Regions from separate parts of the Homo sapiens genome. Here region 1 is linked to region 2. A link is a contact called in ENCODE Hi-C or POLR2A ChIA-PET data. All regions are on one chromosome and are shown on one strand. Each heading gives the region's core, a stretch centred on a gene start or an enhancer-like site at or near the end of the contact. The rest is flanking DNA. Distances are from core to core; before and after follow the strand shown. Region 1 holds the start of CES3 (carboxylesterase 3). Region 2 overlaps LOC124903700 (a long non-coding RNA gene).

Evidence for each region. Hi-C counts contacts between places; a loop is a spot of excess contacts on that map. ChIA-PET counts read pairs that join two places held with the same protein, here RNA polymerase II (POLR2A). Pooled maps may share reads with other maps.
Region 1: a loop to region 2 is called in a map of psoas muscle, with 2.8 times the contacts of the local background. The contact joins the promoter of CES3 here to the enhancer-like site in region 2. A Hi-C loop is called at or near these places in 23 of 168 maps with a recorded cell type or tissue (B cell, CD4-positive, alpha-beta T cell, CD4-positive, alpha-beta memory T cell and 17 more), 7 of 37 single-sample maps with no recorded cell type and 21 of 50 pooled maps. POLR2A ChIA-PET finds 5 or more read pairs at or near these places in 8 of 52 experiments (H1, HEK293, MCF 10A and 5 more).

What each region holds. Positions count from the first base shown.
Region 1 is chr16:66,959,695-66,963,159 of GRCh38, forward strand. It overlaps CES3 (carboxylesterase 3), which reads left to right and starts at 1,572. Exons shown (of 13, transcript NM_024922.6): 1 at 1,572-1,695. The coding sequence starts at 1,614. RefSeq lists enhancers at 1,214-1,463, 1,268-1,769, 1,554-1,763.
Region 2 is chr16:66,893,041-66,896,655 of GRCh38, forward strand. LOC124903700 (a long non-coding RNA gene) reads left to right here. Exons shown (of 2, transcript XR_007065089.1): 2 at 1,955-3,615. Among named protein-coding and RNA genes, the nearest start is that of PDP2, 14 kb to the left of the region's middle. Within about 2 kb of position 2,332, at least 4 of the 41 ENCODE cell types and tissues checked have a DNase peak (open chromatin) inside an H3K27ac peak, as active enhancers do; they include heart right ventricle and psoas muscle, where a contact is called at or near this core.

The sequences.
Region 1 (3,465 bases), core at 322-2,821, 66 kb after region 2:
GGGGGTGTGGCTGGGGGGTGGCAGGGCTGTGATGGCAACAAGAAGAGGAAGGTGGAATAGGGAAGGACAAAGTCTGGAGGCAGCTCTGAAAAGGAGACCCCACCCCAGGCTGCCGGGGAAGATTCAGGAAGCTGCAATGGTTTTTTATGAATTTTTTTTTAGAGAGAGAGTCTTGCTATGTTGCCCAAGCTGGCCTCAAGCTCCTGGGCTGAAGCAATCCTCCTGCCTCAGCCGCCTGAGTAGCTGGGACTACAGACTTGTGCCACAATGCCCAGCTGGCACTAGTTATTTTTGGCAGAAGGGAAGTTTCATCCTAAAGCCTGTCTCTTCAGCTCTGGGTGCCAGCTGGAGCCCCGGAAGAGGATCTGGCATCGTGTTTAGGCACAACCCTCACTCTGTCTTTCACTGGGCCAGCAAATATCTATCCATCCTCCCACCGCCTACTCCCAGCCAGCCATGTTCCTGACACTGAGGCCCAGAAGTGAGTCCTGCCCTCCCTGGGGGTGGGAGCCTCCTAAGCCAGCAGAGAGACAGATGCCCTGCAGATCCCCGCCCCGGTCAAGAGCAGGCTTCCATCAGTTCTGGTTCCCAGACTCTCCTCTCCTCAGGCTTCCATGAGTTCTGGTTCCAAGCCCCTCCCCTCCTCTCCCCTCCCCTCCCTCCCTCCCTCCCTCTCTCTCTTTCTTTCTCTCTCTATTTTTCTTTTTTCTCTTTTTGTTTCTTTCTCTTTTTCTGTCTCTTTTTCTTTCTCTCTCTCCTTTCTCTCTCTCCTTCTTTCTCTCTCTCCTTTCTTTCTTCTCTCTCTCTCTTTCTCTCTTTCTTTGTCTTGCTCTATAGCCTAGCCTAGAGTGCAGTGGCATTATCACAGCTCACTGCAGTCTCGACAACCTGGGCTCAAGTGATCCTCTCACCTCAGCCTCCCAAGTAGCTGGGACCACAGGCATGCACCATCACACCTGGCTAATTTTTTTTATTTTTTCTAGAGACGTGTCTCCCTGTGTTGCCCAGGCTGGTCTCAAACTCCTGGGCTCAAGCGATCTTCCTGCCCCATCCTCCTAAAGCACTGGGATTACAGGTATGAGCCACCACACCCAGTCCCAAGCCTCATGTTTTCACACACACACTCACACACACATGCAAACATGTACCCTCACTTCAATGCTATGAGGTGGGTCCTATTATCATCACTGTTTTATTTTCTTTCACATTTTAACATGAGATTTGGAGGGGACAAAACATCCAAACCATATCAAGCCCTCACCTCAGGCTGGGTTGCCCACTCGGAGTGGCACCCCAGGGTCACTGGCCACCACTTCCTAGGGTCAGTGATGTGGTCACCTTGGGATGAACGCACAGGATTTCATGGAGATCACCAAGTCAGGAGAGCTGGAATTTGAAAACAGTGGGACGGGGAGGGCTGTCATATCAACCAGGCCTCTGCAGGGCACTCATCTAGCCCTGCCTCTGGCTCAGCCTGAGCATGGGGCTGGCCACCAGCTAGGTGGCGCTGTCCTTGGAGGTTCTATATCACAGCCCTTTAGAGATCGGTGGTGCTGAAGGGCAGGGATCTTATTCCACCTTCTGAAGCTTCTGTCGAACCAGTTGTAAGGAGAATGGAGAGAGCAGTGAGAGTGGAGTCCGGGGTCCTGGTCGGGGTGGTCTGTCTGCTCCTGGCATGCCCTGCCACAGCCACTGGTAAGACACACCTGCTGGGCCTGCAGAGGTACTTGGTGTGGAGGAGTCAAGAGTGAGACAGGGACAGGGAGCAGTGGGCCGACCGCTCAGGAAACAGTCCTGTTTGGAGGCAGACCAGGGGTTGTGCATTCTCTCTGGGCAGGCGCTCTGCTCTTGCTGTATTTGTTTCGTTGTTTTTGTTGTTGTTGTTTGAGACAGAGTTTTGCTCTTGTTACCCAGGCTGGAGTGCAATGGCGCGATCTCGGCTCACTGCAACCTCCGCCTCCTGGATTCAAGCGATTCTCCTGCCTCAGCCTCCTGAGTAGCTGGGATTACAGGCACCTGCCACCATGGCCGGCTAATTTTTGTATTTTTAGGAGAGATGGGGTTTCACCATGTGGGCCAGGCTGGTCTCAAACTCCTGACCTCAGGTGACCCACCTGCCTCGGCCTCCCAAAGTGCTGGGATTACAGGCGTGAGCCACCGCACCTGGCCTGTCTTTATGTCTTAAGGGGGCCTGAGATTTGTTTTAATGAAGTATAGTAAGACAAGCAGATATGCAAATGACTATCATGAGGGAAGGAGTTTGCTCGTAGTTCCCTGTGAACAGGAAGCAGGCCATGCCACATAGGGCCACAGAGGGAAGCACCAGGTGGCATCAGCCAGGAGGCAGAGGGAGCAGGGGGAAAATGTGGGCAAGCCCCTTTGACACGGTTGCCACGGGAAGGAATAGGCAAGGCAGGCTAAAGAGGTTTACGATTGGCAGCAGGCTCTGGGGAAAGGGGCTGTCCCCAGCCAGCTTCCTGGTACCCGGCTCTGTGGTGATTATGGCTGGTGGATGGCAGCCAGGAGCTGAGAGCTGTATAAAGGAGGTGGTTGGGTATGGCTCTGGACTGGTTTGCCTTTGCTCCCTAGAGAGATGCCTGCCAATTCCACCTCCCCAGAGAGCTGCCTCCTATCTCTAGGAATTGTCTAGCCTGGGAGAGGCAGTCCTCCAGTCTTAGTCTGTTTGTGTTGTTGTAAAAGAATACAGGAAGCTGGGTAATTCACAAAGAAAAGAAGTTTAGTTAGGCCACAGTTCTGCAGGCCGTACAAGAAACATGGTGCCAGCTGGGCATGATGGCTCACACCTGTCGTCCCAGCACTTGGGGAGGCTGAGGTGAAAGGATTGCTTGAGCCCAGGGGTTTGAGACCAGCCTGGGCAACATAATGAGACCCCATCTCTACTTTTTAAAAAATAATTCAGGGCTGGGCATGATGGCTCATGCCTGTAATGCCAGCACTTTGGGAGCCCCAGGTGGATGGATTACTTGAGGTCAGGAGTTCGAGACCAGCCTGGCCAACATGATGAAACCCCGTCTCTACTAAAAATACAAAAATTAGCCAGGCGTTGTGGTGCACACCTGTAATCCCAGCTACTTGGGAGGCTGAGGCCCTGGAGTCGCTTGAACTCGGGAGTCAGAGGTTGCAGTGAGCCAAGATCGTGCCACTGCACTCCAGCTTGGTCAACAGAGCTAGACCCTGTCTCAAACACAAAAAATAAAAACAAAGAAATGGGCAAGTGGCTGGCCCCAAGGCACAAGGCCCTAGTGGCAGGCCCGGTCTGGCCTGGAGTGGAGTGGTAGTGACTCTCAGGCAGGCAGGGAGGAGGAAGTTGGGCGTCAACCTAAGACCAGGCTCACCGGCTTGCTGGGAAGGTTACCAAGATGCTGTGTGGTAAGTACTGAGAACAGCCTGAGGGTTTGTCTTTCACTCCTTCCCCTCATGGGGGCTGCAAACTCACCCCGTGGC
Region 2 (3,615 bases), core at 1,082-3,581:
TACAAGTATGTGCCACCATGCCCAGCTAATTTTTTTTGTATTTTGTAGAGATGGGGTTTTGCCATGTCATCCAGGCTGGTCTCAAACTCTTGGCCTCAAGCGACCCTCTTGCCTCGGCCTCCCAAAGTGCTAGGATTCCATGTGTGAGCCTCCATGCCTGGCCCATCTCTAGAGTTTCTGTTTCCATTTTACTTGATGCTACTAAATGCCCTTAAATGGTCCCCAGCTTAGTGATCCTCTGAATTGTTGGTGGCCAGTGCTCCAATCAGCTCTCTGGGATGGATGAACCTTTACTGATGTCTGTGGGTCCAAATATCTTTGCTCCATTGGCCCCTGACTTTCTCTACCAGCAAGCAGCCTTGATCTGGGAAATCATCTAGCTGGGAGGAGCAAGGCAGGAAGTGGGAGGGAGGGTGGAGTGGGGGAGCGGGGCTGTGGAGGCCTGGGCTCCAGTTCTGATATATATGTGTGTATATATATATATATATATATATATATATATATGTATATATATTTTTTTTTTTTTTTTAGCAGGGTCTTGCTCTATTGCCCAGGCTGGAGTGCAGTGGTGCAGTCATGGCTCACTACAGCCTTGAACTCCTGGCCTCAAGTGATCCTCCTGCCTCAGGCTCTCAAAGTGCTGGGATTACAGATGTGAGCCACCGTGTCCAGCCCCAGTTCTTTTTCTTTTTTTTTTTTTTTTTTTCATTTTTTCTTTTTTTGAGACAGAGTCTCACTCTGTCACCCAGGCTGGAGTGTAGTGACGTGATCTTGGCTCACTGCAACTTCCACCTCCTGGGTTCAAGTGATTCTTGTGCCTCAGCCTCCCGAGTGGCTGGGACTACAGGCATGTGCAGCCACACCTGGCTAATTTTTGTATTTTAGTAGAGATGAGGTTTCACCATGTTGGCCAGGCTGGTCTCGAACTCCTGACCTCAGGTGATTCACCTGCCCCAGCTTCCCAAAGCAGGCCCATTAACCTAGCCCCTGGGAGAGTGGTCTGTGGAGGGAGTCTCCAAAGCCTACTCTGTCTCAGATCTCAACTCCTTCTGCCTTTCTGGGATTCTGGGAACCCCTCCCATGCCTCACCCCATTTTCCCTGCAACAGATGAACAGAAGGAATGTCTGCCATGAGCTACTGCTCTGTCCACCCTGCACAAGCTTGTGACCCCGTGCAGTGGGTCTGGGATGGGGCTGCAGGGCCACTGTGGAGGCAGCGGGACTAGCCATTGTGGCTAGGTGGGAGGAGCCCTGCAGGTGACCTCCTGGAATGGGAAAATAAGCAAGATCATGTGGTGGCCTCAGGAAGGGCTGGAGGCATGGCTGGCTCTTCATCAGCATAGAGGTAGGGAGGGGGCAAAGCAGAAAGTCCTGCCTCAGTCCCCCACTTTCCCTGCATGTTGATACCAGGGCTTTTGGGTATTCTTGTTTCCTCGTTTGCCTCCTCCTCATCCCCACCCCTGTGGCTACAGTCCTGGTCCCCTGTCCTGCCCTGGGGGTGCACAGGCTGCCTGTGGAATGAGTGAGGAAGGATGGGAGGACTGATGGTGTGGTGGATAGACAATTCAGGGAGGAGCAGGTGAGAGAGAAGGAGGCAAACAGTGAGTGGCTGCATGGCTGTGAAAAGCAAGGAAAGTTGGTGAGGAGTGTCCAGTACCAGAGGGGCTTTGGGTGTGGGTGGATGGAAATGAACAATTCGCCAAAAAAAGAACACTACATAGCCAGGTGTAGTAGTGCATGCCTGTGGTCCCAGCTACTTGGGAGGCTGAAGTGTGAGGATCGCTTGAGCCCGGGAGGTCAAGGCTGCAAAGAGAGATGATCGCACCACTGCACTGCAGCTTGGGTGACAGAATGAGTTCCTGTCTCCAAAACAAAACAAGACAAAACAAACAAACAAAAACAGAAAAAGGGGAACACTACAGAAAGGTGAGGGCCATTCTGTGTTCTCACTCAGGGCCCTGGACACAGGATGATCCCGGATGGTGAGGCGGAGGTGAGGACATTGCTGTATGAGCGGAGAGTTGGCTGAGCTGCTAGAATCCCTTCCTCTGAAACGAAGCAGTGAAGGGATGGTGTGGGGAAGGTTGTCAACCAGCCAGCATGCTCCTGGGCCTGTGGAAGGGGAGAGTGTCCACGGTTCACTTGGGGTCCCAGGGACCTTGCCAGCCCTGTACTGGGCTTTGGCATGAAGGGGTGGAGAAGCTCTTCCAAGCTCTGACTGGTGTCTTGGTTACTAAATCCTGAGGGTGGCATGATGAGAACACCAGTGGGGAGCCTTTGGCTGTGGGGTTCTGTGAGTGAGGCAGCATGAAGCAGAAGTTGCCTCTAGATGTCGCCATCTGACCACACTGGCATCAGCTGAGTGCCGTTGGAGGAAAATGTTCATGAGATGCGGCCTGAGGCCTGTCCCCAGCCCAAGCTGGGTCTCCTGGCGACTGCAGCTTGGAGCACCTTTGGAAAGCCTCCTGGGACTTGGGATGTCTTTGGGGCTGGGAACAAGTGTGGGTGGAGGAAGGGCCGGTCCTGTGGTCACCCAGCCCTGTCTTGTAGGGAAGGAACTGCTGGGGTCCCAGGAGAAGCCAGAGCCAGGCAGTGAGCTCCAGATGGTGGGGGAGTGGCTGCCACCTTGACCATCTTCCCCCGCATGGCTGTTCTCCTCTGTGGACCACCCCATGCCTCTGACCCCCATCCTCCCTACCCCATTCCCTACAGCCAGTCCCCACAACCACTCTTCCAGCAGCCCGGGGGGCCATTCCCATCTGTCCTCCCCTGTCCCAGTTCCAATAATGGACTACACCACCTTTATCTTCCACTGCCCCAAATGACGGCTGTCCGTCTAGTCAGTTCCACCCACTACACCACAGTCATCGTGACCATGTCACTCCTTTGCTCCGAACCATGGCTCCCCCTCACCCTAAGGAGGAAAGCTCAGACTCCCTCTCCCCAGGGTGGCCTCTCCAGCCTCCTCCATCTGTTCCCAGCAGGGTGGGCATGGCTGTCACATGTTCCTAGAACATGCCAGGCCTTTGGCCTTGCTGTTCCCTCCGCTGGAACACCTACCACTGCACCATCCACCTCCACCTGTCTTGTTCCTGCGACTCAGCATGACTCTGCTGAAGCATCCCCTGCCCTGGGAAGACTTCCTGGCTTTCCAGGCAGTACCAGCTCCTGTCTCCAGTTCCCATGGCACTGGGACCTCCATCACATCTCCTCAGATAGCTTGCCAATGTCTGTCAGTCTGTCTGCCCTCTTGGCGGCACCAGGGACCTCCTCTGACTCTCCTCTGAGTCCCCAGGGATCAGCCCAGTGCCTGGTATGAAGTAGGCACTTGCACATGCATTTAAAATGTTAGGGAGGAAAGAGTGGGAAAAGAGAAAGAGATCCTTGTCTTTCCTCACAAGCTGAAGTCACCTCTTGCAAGCATTGGGCCTGTGCCCTGGTTATCCCTGGGATGGAGCCGAGAACCCTCCAACTTTTGCTTCTTGCTATGGGCTTTTTGTTTTGAGACAGAGTCTCACTCTGTTGCCCAGACTGGAGTGCAGTGGCAGGATCATGGCTCACTGTAGCCTCAACAATGTCCGGCCTCTAAGCCCAAGCTAAGCCATCATATCCCTT